Regions from separate parts of the Homo sapiens genome. Here region 1 is linked to region 2. Evidence: chromatin loops called from intact Hi-C (ENCODE). Cell type or tissue: K562. All regions are shown on one strand. Links, peaks and the distances in the headings refer to the core of each region. The heading gives the core; the rest is flanking DNA. Region 1 overlaps LOC105377343 (a long non-coding RNA gene). Region 2 has its middle 120 kb from the start of TSPAN5-DT.

The links. Peaks named below come from ENCODE experiments on the same cell type or tissue, not always from the same donor. Only the 100,000 strongest peaks of a DNase experiment are listed, where the experiment ranks them.
Region 1: it touches region 2 in a loop (2.1-fold over the local background); 1 of 110 quality-filtered maps calls a loop at or near these places.

The regions. Positions count from the first base shown.
Region 1 is chr4:98,836,638-98,842,025 of GRCh38, forward strand. All of the region lies in intron 2 of LOC105377343 (a long non-coding RNA gene), which reads right to left. Among named protein-coding and RNA genes, the nearest start is that of EIF4E, 90 kb to the right of the region's middle. In K562, for the core only: a CTCF peak has its summit at 2,885; a DNase peak (open chromatin) is centred at 2,874.
Region 2 is chr4:98,777,243-98,782,630 of GRCh38, forward strand. No RefSeq gene overlaps it. Among named protein-coding and RNA genes, the nearest start is that of TSPAN5-DT, 120 kb to the left of the region's middle. In K562, for the core only: no CTCF peak of the experiment used is centred there; a DNase peak (open chromatin) is centred at 3,049.

The sequences.
Region 1 (5,388 bases), core at 105-5,104, 59 kb after region 2:
AACAACATTTTAAAAAACTTGAAAGATGGCCGGGCATGGTGGCTCACGCCTGTAATCCCAGCACTTGGGAGGCTGAGGCAGAAGGATCACCTGAGGTCAGGAGTTCGAGACCAGCCTGACCAACTGGTGAAACCCCATCTCTACTAAAATACAAAAATTAGCCGGGCGTGGTGGTGGGTGCCTATAATCCCAGCTACTCGGGAGGCTAGGCAGGAGAATCACTTGAACCTGGGAGGTGGAGGTTGCAGTGAGCTGAGATTGTGCCATTGCACTCCAGCCTGGGCAGCAGAGCAAGATTCCATCTCAAAATAAATAAATAAAACTTGAAGGCCGGGCGTAGTGGCTCACGCCTGTAATCCCAGTGCTTTGGGAGGCTGAGGCGGGTGGATCACCTGAGGTCAGGAGTTCGAGACCAGCCTGACCAACATGGAGAAACCCCGTCTCTACTAAAACTACAAAATTAGCCAGGCACAGTAGCGCGTGCCTGTAATCCCAGCTACTCGGGAGGCTGAGGCAGGAGAATGGTTTGAACCTGGGAGGCAGAGCTCGTGGTGAGCCAAGATCGTGCCATTGTACTCCAGCCTGGGCAACAAGAGCAAAACTCTGCCTCAAAAAAAAAAAAAAAAAAAAAAAAAAAAAAAAAAAAAAAAAAACTTGAAGGTTAAGTGTGTGCATATATAAGGAAGAAGGGAGGCTTGTGATTGGTGAATGATGTGAGGAAGTTGCTTTTTCCACAGGCTGTTATTCAAATTTTACGTTTGCATGTATGAAAAGTTGAGACAAAGATGTGAGCTTCTAAATAACACACTGAAGCCCTCTCTGAGAATCAAGTTTTACAAATTAGACAGTATGAACTTGGATACCTTGTGTCAGAGATTATTTTGGGCATGTGTCTGACAACTGATATTTGGAGTACAAAATAATACACTGTACAACATAAGTTCTCCACAAAATATGTTCATTCTTATTTAGTAATCTCTAACACCTTTAAAGGAATTTTTCATCTAGAATTTTAAAAGGTAATTTTAAAAACATTAATTTTAAAAAATACTCCTTTTAAAATTTTTGAAATAATTTTTATGTAGCATTGGTGTCCCATATCAGAATAGAATTAGTCATGCATTTCCCATTAGTTTGGAATATTGTGAGGTGGTTAATTTTAGTGTTCCCGGATGACTTCCATTACTCCCTTAAAACAGGCCTTAGTGATCCATGTCATACAATGAGTTAAACACACACACACACACACACACACACTTCTAATTTAATAGCTCTTTATCTTGAAAAAAAATTAAAGAAATCCATCTCCAAATTATCCCACATAGAAATCCTGTGATGATTAGGGAACAGAATTTTCGAGTGGTCTTCATTTAAATAATGACAGAAATGGTTGGGGACAGTGGCTGTGTGCTCAGCACTGTGCTGAAATTAAAATAATACTAGGTGAGTGCAAAAGTAATTGTGGTTTTTGCATTGTTAAAATTTGCCATTTGATATTGGAATACATTCTTAAATAAATGTGGTTATGTTATACATCATTTTAATGGGTATTTCTCACTTTTTTGGCTAATAACATTACTTTCTGTTTATGTTTATTTTAGACTACAGAAATGATGTTAGACAAAAAGCAATTTTCTTCGTTGAGTTCAAAATGGGTCGTAAAGCAGAGGAGACAACTTGCAACATCAACAGTGCATCTGGCCCAGAACTGCTAATGAACGTACAGTGCAGTGGTGGTTCCAGAAGTTTATGCAACAACAATGAACCATTTCTCGATTGGATTGTGACATGTGACAAAAAGTGGATTTTATACAACAACCAGCAATGACCAGCTCAGTGGCTGGACCAAGAAAAAGCTCCAAAGCACTTCCCAAAGCCAAAATTGCACCAAAAAAAGGTCATGGTCACTGTTTGGTGGTCTGCTGCCAGTCTGATCCACTACAGCTTTCTGAAACCCAGTGAAACCATTACATCTGAGAAGTATGCTCAGCAAATCGGTGAGGTGCACTGAAAACTGCAAAGCCTGCAGCCAGCATTGGTCAATAGAAAGGGCCTAATTCTTCTTCACAACAATGCCTGACTGCACATTGCACAACCAACGCTTCAAAAGTTGGACGAATTATGCTACGAAATTTGGCCTCATCTGCCAACCAAGCATTTGTCAAATCTTGAAGCAAGGATCTTTATACTACAGGAATAAACAAACATTTCTCACTGACAAAAATGTGTTGATTGTAATGGTTCCCATTTTCATTAATAAAGATGTTTAAGCCTAGTTATAATGATTTAAAATTCAGTCTGAAACCACAATTACTTTTGCACCAACCTAGTTTATTCAAAAAATTTGCAATTTAATATATGACCCTTTTGTCTTTTACCTTTTTATGAGAGTATTTTTTCTCAATTTAAGATTATTTTTAAGTTACAGAGAAAAAAATCACATGTTAAATTTTTACAGCCTAAGGCTATTTCTCTCTATTCATGGCGTACACCACACCTTCATAATCCTGTCCTTGTTTCTCTAAGCTTCTGTTGTAGGCACAATTCTAAGATGGTCACCATGGTCTCTGCCCCCTGGTGTTTCTCCCATGATTATATTAGTTACATGGCAAAAGTATTTTGCAGATGTAATTAAGGTTACTAATCATGTGATCTTAAAATAGAGAGATAGAGAACTTTGGTTGGTGTAATTTAATCATATGAGCCCTATAAAAACAGATTTTTCTCTAGCTGGTAGTAGAGCTGGAAGTCAGAGAGATTCCAAGTGTCAGAAACATTTGACATGTCATTGCTGGCTTTGGAAGTGCAGGAAACCACGTGGTGAGAAATATTAACAGCTTCCAGGAGCTGAGAGCAGTCCCTGCCGGACAGCAAGCAAGGAAACAGGAAGTGCGATCCTTCAACCACGAAGAGCTAAGCACTGCCAACAACCTAAAGGAGCTTGGAAAAGGATTGTCCCCTACTCCCCCTAGGTAAAAGCCCAGTCCAGCCTATACATGACTTTAAAAATGTGTTAAGAAAAGTTCTAATTCTTATTATTTTTTTAAAAATCAAAAAGAGATATTGAAATTTTTTAAATGCTTGTATGCATCAACAGAGATAATCCTGTCATTCTCATTTCTTATCTATTAACCTGGTTAGCTGTTATTGTTTTCTTTGTGACTGTTCTTGTATTTCTGATATGATTCCAACTAGAGTATAGGCTATTACTGCATTAATGTGCTACTAGATTCTTTTTTTTTTTTTTTTTTTTAGACAGAGTTTTGCTCTTGTTGCCCAGGCGGGAGTGCAGTGATGCAATCTCGGCTCACCGCAACCTCTGCCTCCCAGGTTCAAGCGTTTCTCCTGCCTTGGCCTCCCAAGTAGCTGGGATTACAGGCATGCACTGCCACACCTGGCTAATTTTGTATTTTTAGTAGAGATGGGGTTTCTCCCTGTTGGTCAGGCTGGTCTTGAACTCCTGATGCCTGCCTCGGCCTCCCAAAGTGCTGGGATTACAGGTGTGAGCCACCATGCCCGGGCGTGCTACTAGATTCTAATTGTTAATATTTTAAAGTTTGTGCACTGATATGTGTACAATTACCCTGTAGCCTTGCTTTGTGATACTAGTTTTGTCAGGTATATTAACTGACACTTATATGCCCATCCCAACATGCTGATGCTTATCATTTGCATGGTATATCTCTTTCCATCCTTTTGTTTTTAATATATCTTTCATATTTAAAGTTCGTTTCTTGTGGATAGAATACATTGGAGTCAGTCTTGCTTTTTTAATCCATTCGATAATCTCTACCTTTTAATAGTTTAGTCCATTTATATTTATGCAGTTATTAATATGGTAGGATTTTGATCTACCAATGTAATTTTTAAAATATTTGACCCTTCCACTTTTTGTTGGGCTTTTCAATTTTTGCAGGACTTTTTTTGCCTATGTGGTGGGTGTGGGGTACTATCTTGTGGTTTTACTTTATATTTTCCTAAATACTGATAAGATTTAGCACCTTTTCACATGTTTGTGAACTATATGGGTATCTTCCTTGTAAAGTTGATTAGGTTTTTTGGCAATTTTTCTGTGAGTTTTCTTAACTTTTTCCTTCTTGATGCTGTAGAAGTGCTTTATATATTCTGGTTGGCTATATATGTTGCAATTTCCTTCTCCCACTCTATTGCTTGCCTTTTTACTATCTTAATGGTCTTTTTTTGAGAAATACAGGCTCATAATTTTAATGTAATCAAATTAATTTTTTCTTATTATTAATGCATTTTGTGCCATGGCCAAAGGCCACGAAGATGTTATCTTCTAAATATTTCATTGTTTGGCCTTTTATTTAGGTCTTTGATATGGTTTGGCTGTGTCCCCACCCAAATCTCAACTTGAATTGTATCTCCCAAAATTCCCATGTTGTAGGAGGAACCCAGGGGGAGGTAATTGAATCATGGGGGCTGGTCTTTCCTGTGTTATTCTCATGGTAGTTAATAAGTCTCATGAGATCCGATGGATTTATGAGGGGTTTCCACTTTTGCTTCTTCCTCATTTTCTCTTGCCACTGCCATATAAGAAGCACCTTTTGCCTCCCGCCATGATTCTGAGGCCTCCCCAGCCATGTGGAACTGTAAGTCCAATTAAACCTCTTTTTCTTCCCAGTCTCAGGTATGTCTTTATCAGCAGTGTGAAAATGGACTAATACAGTAAACTGGTACCAGTAGAGCGGGGTGTTGCTGAAAAGATACCCGAAAACATGGAAGCGACTTTGGAACTGGGTAACAGGCAGAGGTTGGAACAGTTTCGAGGACTCAGAAGAAGACAGGAAAATGTGGGAAAGTTTAGAACCTCCTAGAGACTTGTTGAATGGCTTTGACAAAAATGCTGATAGTGATATCAACAATAGGACCAGGCTGAGGTGGTTTCAGATGGAGATGAGGAACTTGTTGGGAAATGGAGTAAAGGTGACTCTTGTTATCTTTTAGTAAAGAGACTGGCAGCATTTTGCCCCTACCATAGAGATTTGTGGAACTTCGAACTTGAGAGAGATGATTTAGGGTATCCAGCAGAAGAAATTTCTAAGCACCACAGCTTTCAAGAGATGACTTGGATGCTGTTAAAAGCATTCCATTTTAAAAGGAAAACAGAAGATAAAAGTTTGGAAAATTTGCAGTCTGATGATGCAGTAGAAAAGAAAAATCCATTTTGGGGGGAGAAATTCAAGCCAGCTGCAGGAATTTGCATAAATAGCAAGGAGCCTAATGTTAATCCCCAAGATCATAGGGAAAATGTCTCCAGGCCATGTCAGAGACCTTCACAGCAGCCCCTCCCATCACAGGCCTGGAGGCTCAGGAGGAAAAACTGGGCCCAGGGTCCCTGTGCTGTGTGCAGCCTAGGGACTTGGT
Region 2 (5,388 bases), core at 272-5,271:
AAAAATTAGCTGGGTGTGGTGGCACACACCTGAAGTTTCAGCTACTTAAGAGGCTGAGGTGGGAGGATCGCTTGAGCCCAGGAGGTGGAGGTTGCAGCAAGCTGAGATCACATCGCTGCACTCCAGCCTGGGTGACAGAGTGAGATCCTGTCTCAAAAAAACAAAAACAAAAACTTATTATACTCATAGGATCTCTGGTATATTATTAAATAGGTACGGTGATATTGGGTATTTTGTCCTTCTGATTTTAATGAAATAATTTTTATTTTTCATGATTACGTATAATGTTTTGGTGAGTTTGGGTAGAAACATTTATCAGGTTAAGATAGTTTCTTCTATTACTACTTTTCTAAATGGTTTTTATTGGAAGGTATGCTCAATTTTATCTAGTGCTCTTAAAATTAGATATCGAGATGATCATATGGTTTTTTCTTACAAAATATTAATGTGGAAAATTAAAGTAATAGGTTTTTATCAGACTTATATACATGAACATGGTTTCAAGTAAAATAGTTCTATTACTGTCTTAGTTCATTTTCTGTTCCTATGACAAAATGCCCAAAACTGGGTAATTTATAAAGGAAAGAGATGATGTATTTAGTTCACTATTCTGGAGGTTGGGACATCCAAGATGGGCAGCCACATCTAGTGAGGGCCTCGTGCAGCATCAGAACATGGGGGAGAAAAGGAAGGGAACGTGGGGCATGCAAAGACCAAATATGAGGCAGCCTCGCTTCATAACGACCTGCTCTCGCAATACCCAATCCAGTCCTGCAAGAACGAGAGCTCACTCCCTGGAGAAAGGCTTTGATCTCTCTTAATGATCTAATCACCTCTTAAAGGCACCACTTCTTAACACTGGCTCCACTGGGGGCCAAACCCAAACATGAGTTTTGGTGGGGACAGACCCGACTCAGATGGACCCATACATCATTTTCCATTCTCACCAGGAAGGTATGAGAGTCTAGTTGCTCTACTTTCTCATCCACTCTTGGTGTTTTTATATTTCACTTTACCCATTCTATTAGGTATGAAGTGGCATCTCATGATATACAAAACTGTGAGCTCTACAGTTTCTGCTGGGAGAAAAACTAACAAAATCAACTAGTGTAGGGTGAGTCACACCACGATATTTGTAAACTGGTAGATGAATCAACTTGCGTAACAGCTCAGTCCAAAGTCAACACTAACACAGAGCTTCCGAAACTGTTGTGACTGTTCCAAGGGCTTTGTGAATCCATTAGCTGGAAACTGTATCTGTAGTAATTTGTGAATCAATTGTTTGTCAACTAAATTAATAAAATTATAATTTTATGTGGGTCCTAAGTTTTTTTAAACGTTAGAAAGGGTTTCTTATGGTGGCTAAGAACACAGGCCAAGGCCTGGGTTTTCCCTGCAGTAATAACTGTTAACAAGGTTTTGTATTAAATCATATTATGTGAGAGGTTTAGGGCTTATTTATTCATTATTCAAAAAGCATTGCTTGCCACCTAAGTGCCACACATTGTGCTAGGAGCTTTCACACGAAAAAAGAGACGGTACTATTACAAACCTTACTGCTGGCAGGGTGGGGGTGCCTGACTTCTGTCTTTGGAGTCAGGGCCCACCCAACAGGAATGAAGAGGCTGATGCTACGTCCAGATTGGAATGAACGCAGTTGTTACCTGGAGGAGCCAACCAATCACAGGCAACGTGCAAGTACCTGGCACAGGAAACTAAATCTGTGCTTAGTCCTCAGAGAAAGATACTCAGTAACAGATCCAGGATGAGCGGGTTGGCCATGGAAGGAGGGCAAGGTAGGAAGTCCAGCCCTGGGAAGGCCCACAGCAGGACATTGACAGCAAGAATTGCAGAAGAGAAGGGCTTTAGGACCTAGGCTGGGAGCACAGCTGGGGTGTGGAGTTTGTCTGAGTGGACCCAGGCAGAACAACAGGCTTAAAGTCTCAGGGCCTCACACGACAAATATGTGTGCACGAGGGAAATTGGACAGAGACCATAATAAATAATTACAGCTGTGTGAGAACTGAGATCAGATTGCCAAGGGAATGTAGAGAAGGAATTAAGGAAGGGAAGTCAGGGAAGGTGTAGGGGAGAAGAGGTTTGAACTGGTTCTTGAAGAAGAGTATCTGCCAGAGAGGGGTTTAGAAGGACATTCTAGGAAAAGGGAGCATATTGCAAAGCCATGATGTCACGAGGGAATAGGATATGTTTCAGAAACAGAGAGCAGTCTGGTGTGGCAGACACATATTGTTTATGGGTACGAGAAGAGGCTGGAAGGTACCCAGTGTCAGGCTGGACAGTCGTGACGGGAAGCGAGTTTGGGCTGTATCCTTAAGAGTCTTGGTCTGGGGAGAGATGTGCTGAGAGCTGGGCTGCAGACATTGATCTAGCTAGTCCTACTCAGACCAGTGAGGCAGACAGGGCTGCATCTGGGAAGAACATGCCAGCACTCAGCAAAGGCATTTTATTGTCAGCTTCTCCCTCCCCTTAGCCATAGCTTGGGGGGCCTTTCCTTAGTCCCTCCTCCCCTCCATTTGTGCAGCTCCTTTTTCCATGCAGGTCACTGCCTTGACAGAGGTGGGCATGCCTACAGTGCCCAGGCCTCTGAGGAATGCCCTAGTATAGGCCACCCACCAAGAGTAACACTGATGCCTCCAAGATATGGAACAGCTGCAGCCTGGGTTATGGCTGTGAGCCCTGCCAAAGTGCACATGGAGGGAAGCTTGTGTGTCCCTCTGTGCCAGTCCAACAACTCCACTCACATGCCGTGCATCGAAGAATCTTCCTGGTGAGTATGTGTGTGTGTGTGTGTGTGTGTGTGTGTGTGTGTGTATGTGTTTTCATGATGTCTTTTTTTGGGTTGGAAGAGAGACGCCTTGCTCTCTCTCAGAAATTCTGTGAATGGTCATTTTACTCAGAATTTCCAGCATGTAAGATAGAAGCTCTCCAGGGTTATCTCTGGTCAGGGATCAAACAGCTGCTCTCCACTGTCTCAGCAGAATAAAATGCTTCTACCAAAGCAAAGCTGACGCAGACATACAAAACAGATAAGCGTGAGATCTGGGCTGTGGGAGGCATGGTTATCTGGAACACTTTTCCTTACCCAGGAGAGAAGCATTTGTCTGAGGAGTACTGTAACCATGTACTTTCAGATAACAAAATTTCCTAGGGAATCCCTCATATCAGCAGTGACTGTATCCCTTGGACTTACTCTTAAAATCCAGTACATATTTCTTTGCCTTATATGGCTAAGACGAAGTGTATGAGTGTCGGGGAAGGGGAGGATTTGAGAAGAGCTTCTTCAAATGTATGTCCTAGCCTCTGCCCTTAGCAAAGAAAAAGGAAGAGCTACAAAAGTTGTGGAAGGGAATAAATTACCTTGCAGTGGGTGGGAATAAATTACCTTGCAGTGGGTAGGCATAGTCGAGGTATAACTTGATGGCCTAAAAGGCCACTTCCCTGCCTTCCTCCAAAAGGAACCCCTTCCTCAGTAGTATTGCCTTTGATTCCCTCATTAATGACTCCTTGAGGCCAACGCAGTAGTTTTCAATCTGGGACACGTGGAATTCCAGGGGTCTGGGGCAAGCCAGGGTGGGCATGGAGGGTGTTCTACCCCTTCTCCCCATCCTTTAAATGGGGGTGCTCTCACCTTCTCCATGGTACATATCACACTTCCCTTTGAGATTTCTTCTGCAAGTTTTCTTCTTCTTAGTAGGTGTGATGGTTAATTGTATGTGTCAGGTTGGTGAGGCCACGGTACCCAGATATTTGGTCAAATACTAGTCTCGATGATGCAGCAAAGGTGTTTTTTAGATGAGATTAACATTTAAATCAGTATATTTTGAGTAATGCAGATTATCCTCCATAACATGGGTGGGCCTTATCCAATCAGTTGAAGACCTTAAGAGAAATTGGTCTCCCAGAAAGAAGGAATTCTGTCTCCAGGCTGTCTTCAGACTCGAGTTGTAATGTTAATTCTGCCCTGAGTCTCCAGCTTGATGGCCTGCCCTGCAGATTTTGTACTTGCCAGCCTCCATTATCATGTGAGCCAATACCCTAAAATAAATGACTGTCTCCCTCTCTTACTCTCACTCTCTCTCTCTCCATCCTATTTGTGCTGTTCCTCTAGAGAACCCTGACTAACACAGTAAGTTTATTAAATTTAGTGGTATGAGTGAAGCAATTTGGAAAATATTTTAGATGCAATACAGAATTAAGCAAAAGAAGAATAAATGTATCCAGGTTGCTTGGTTTTCACTATGGAAGAGGGGCCACACCAATACAGAATGAGGCACAGCAAGAAAGAGCTCTATGGGAATGGATGGGAATTGGAGATAGGATGCAAACTCAGGATTTCTAAAATGTGTACATGTATGTGCATGTACATGTTTATGTTCTTCTGTGTGTACGTGTGTGTATAAGTGGATATACATGCTGATGTTTCCTAGATCTCTCTGCTGAAAGCACAAAAAGCAAAGACATCCCAGTGGCAGTGAGTCTACCTAATGCCCAGATGTAGTCTCTAATATTCCCCACAAAAAGGGACCAGGACTACTCAGAGTAATGGCAGATTCCAAGGCAGAGGCAGGATAGGTGCCAGATGAGCCTGGAAAATCTTGTTAGACCAGAAAGTAAAGTATGCACAAAAATAACAGAATATATTACAAGGACTTGGGAGACACCTTGAAGGGGTTCCACTGTCCAAATTGGGTAAATTGAAATACTAGTACAAAACTAAATTTTAAACCGTGGAATAATAGAAACACATGGATCCATATCGATAATTTTTAAAAAACATAAATAGTGGAGACAGGAGGGCTGTCGCTTACAGTGGAATGCTGAGGGCTAAACGTTCAGTGTGGAGAGAGTGCTGGAGAGGCAAATCATCATTTTGCAGCCATAGAATAAAGATGAAGTCAGCAAAACACACCAACAGATGCTAAATCCAGGGGGAGATTTTGAAGAGGAGCAGCATACTTGCATGGTCTTAAAGCATCTCCCCACAGACTGCTTATTAGTTCAAAGGAGAAAAAACAAACAGTAGTTATTCAGTGGATATCAAAATTACCTTTACCAGTGAAGGATGGATGGATGACATGTACCTCCTGGTGTGATGCCCCATGAAGGACACAGCCTTGCCTCTGTAGCATGATGACCAAAAATGCACAGCCTGAGACACCAGGAAACACCAGAGAGACACAAATGAAGACTGTTGTTTTTTTAAAAAGAAGAGTGCATGTGTGGGAGGGGGGCACTCTGCTGTTCCAAAATGTCAATGTCACTCTGGCGGGGGATGTTAATAATGGGGCGCTTTGCATGTGAGGGGGAAGGTGGTATATGGGCGATCTCTATACCTTCCTCTCAATTTTGCTGTGAACCTAAAGCTAA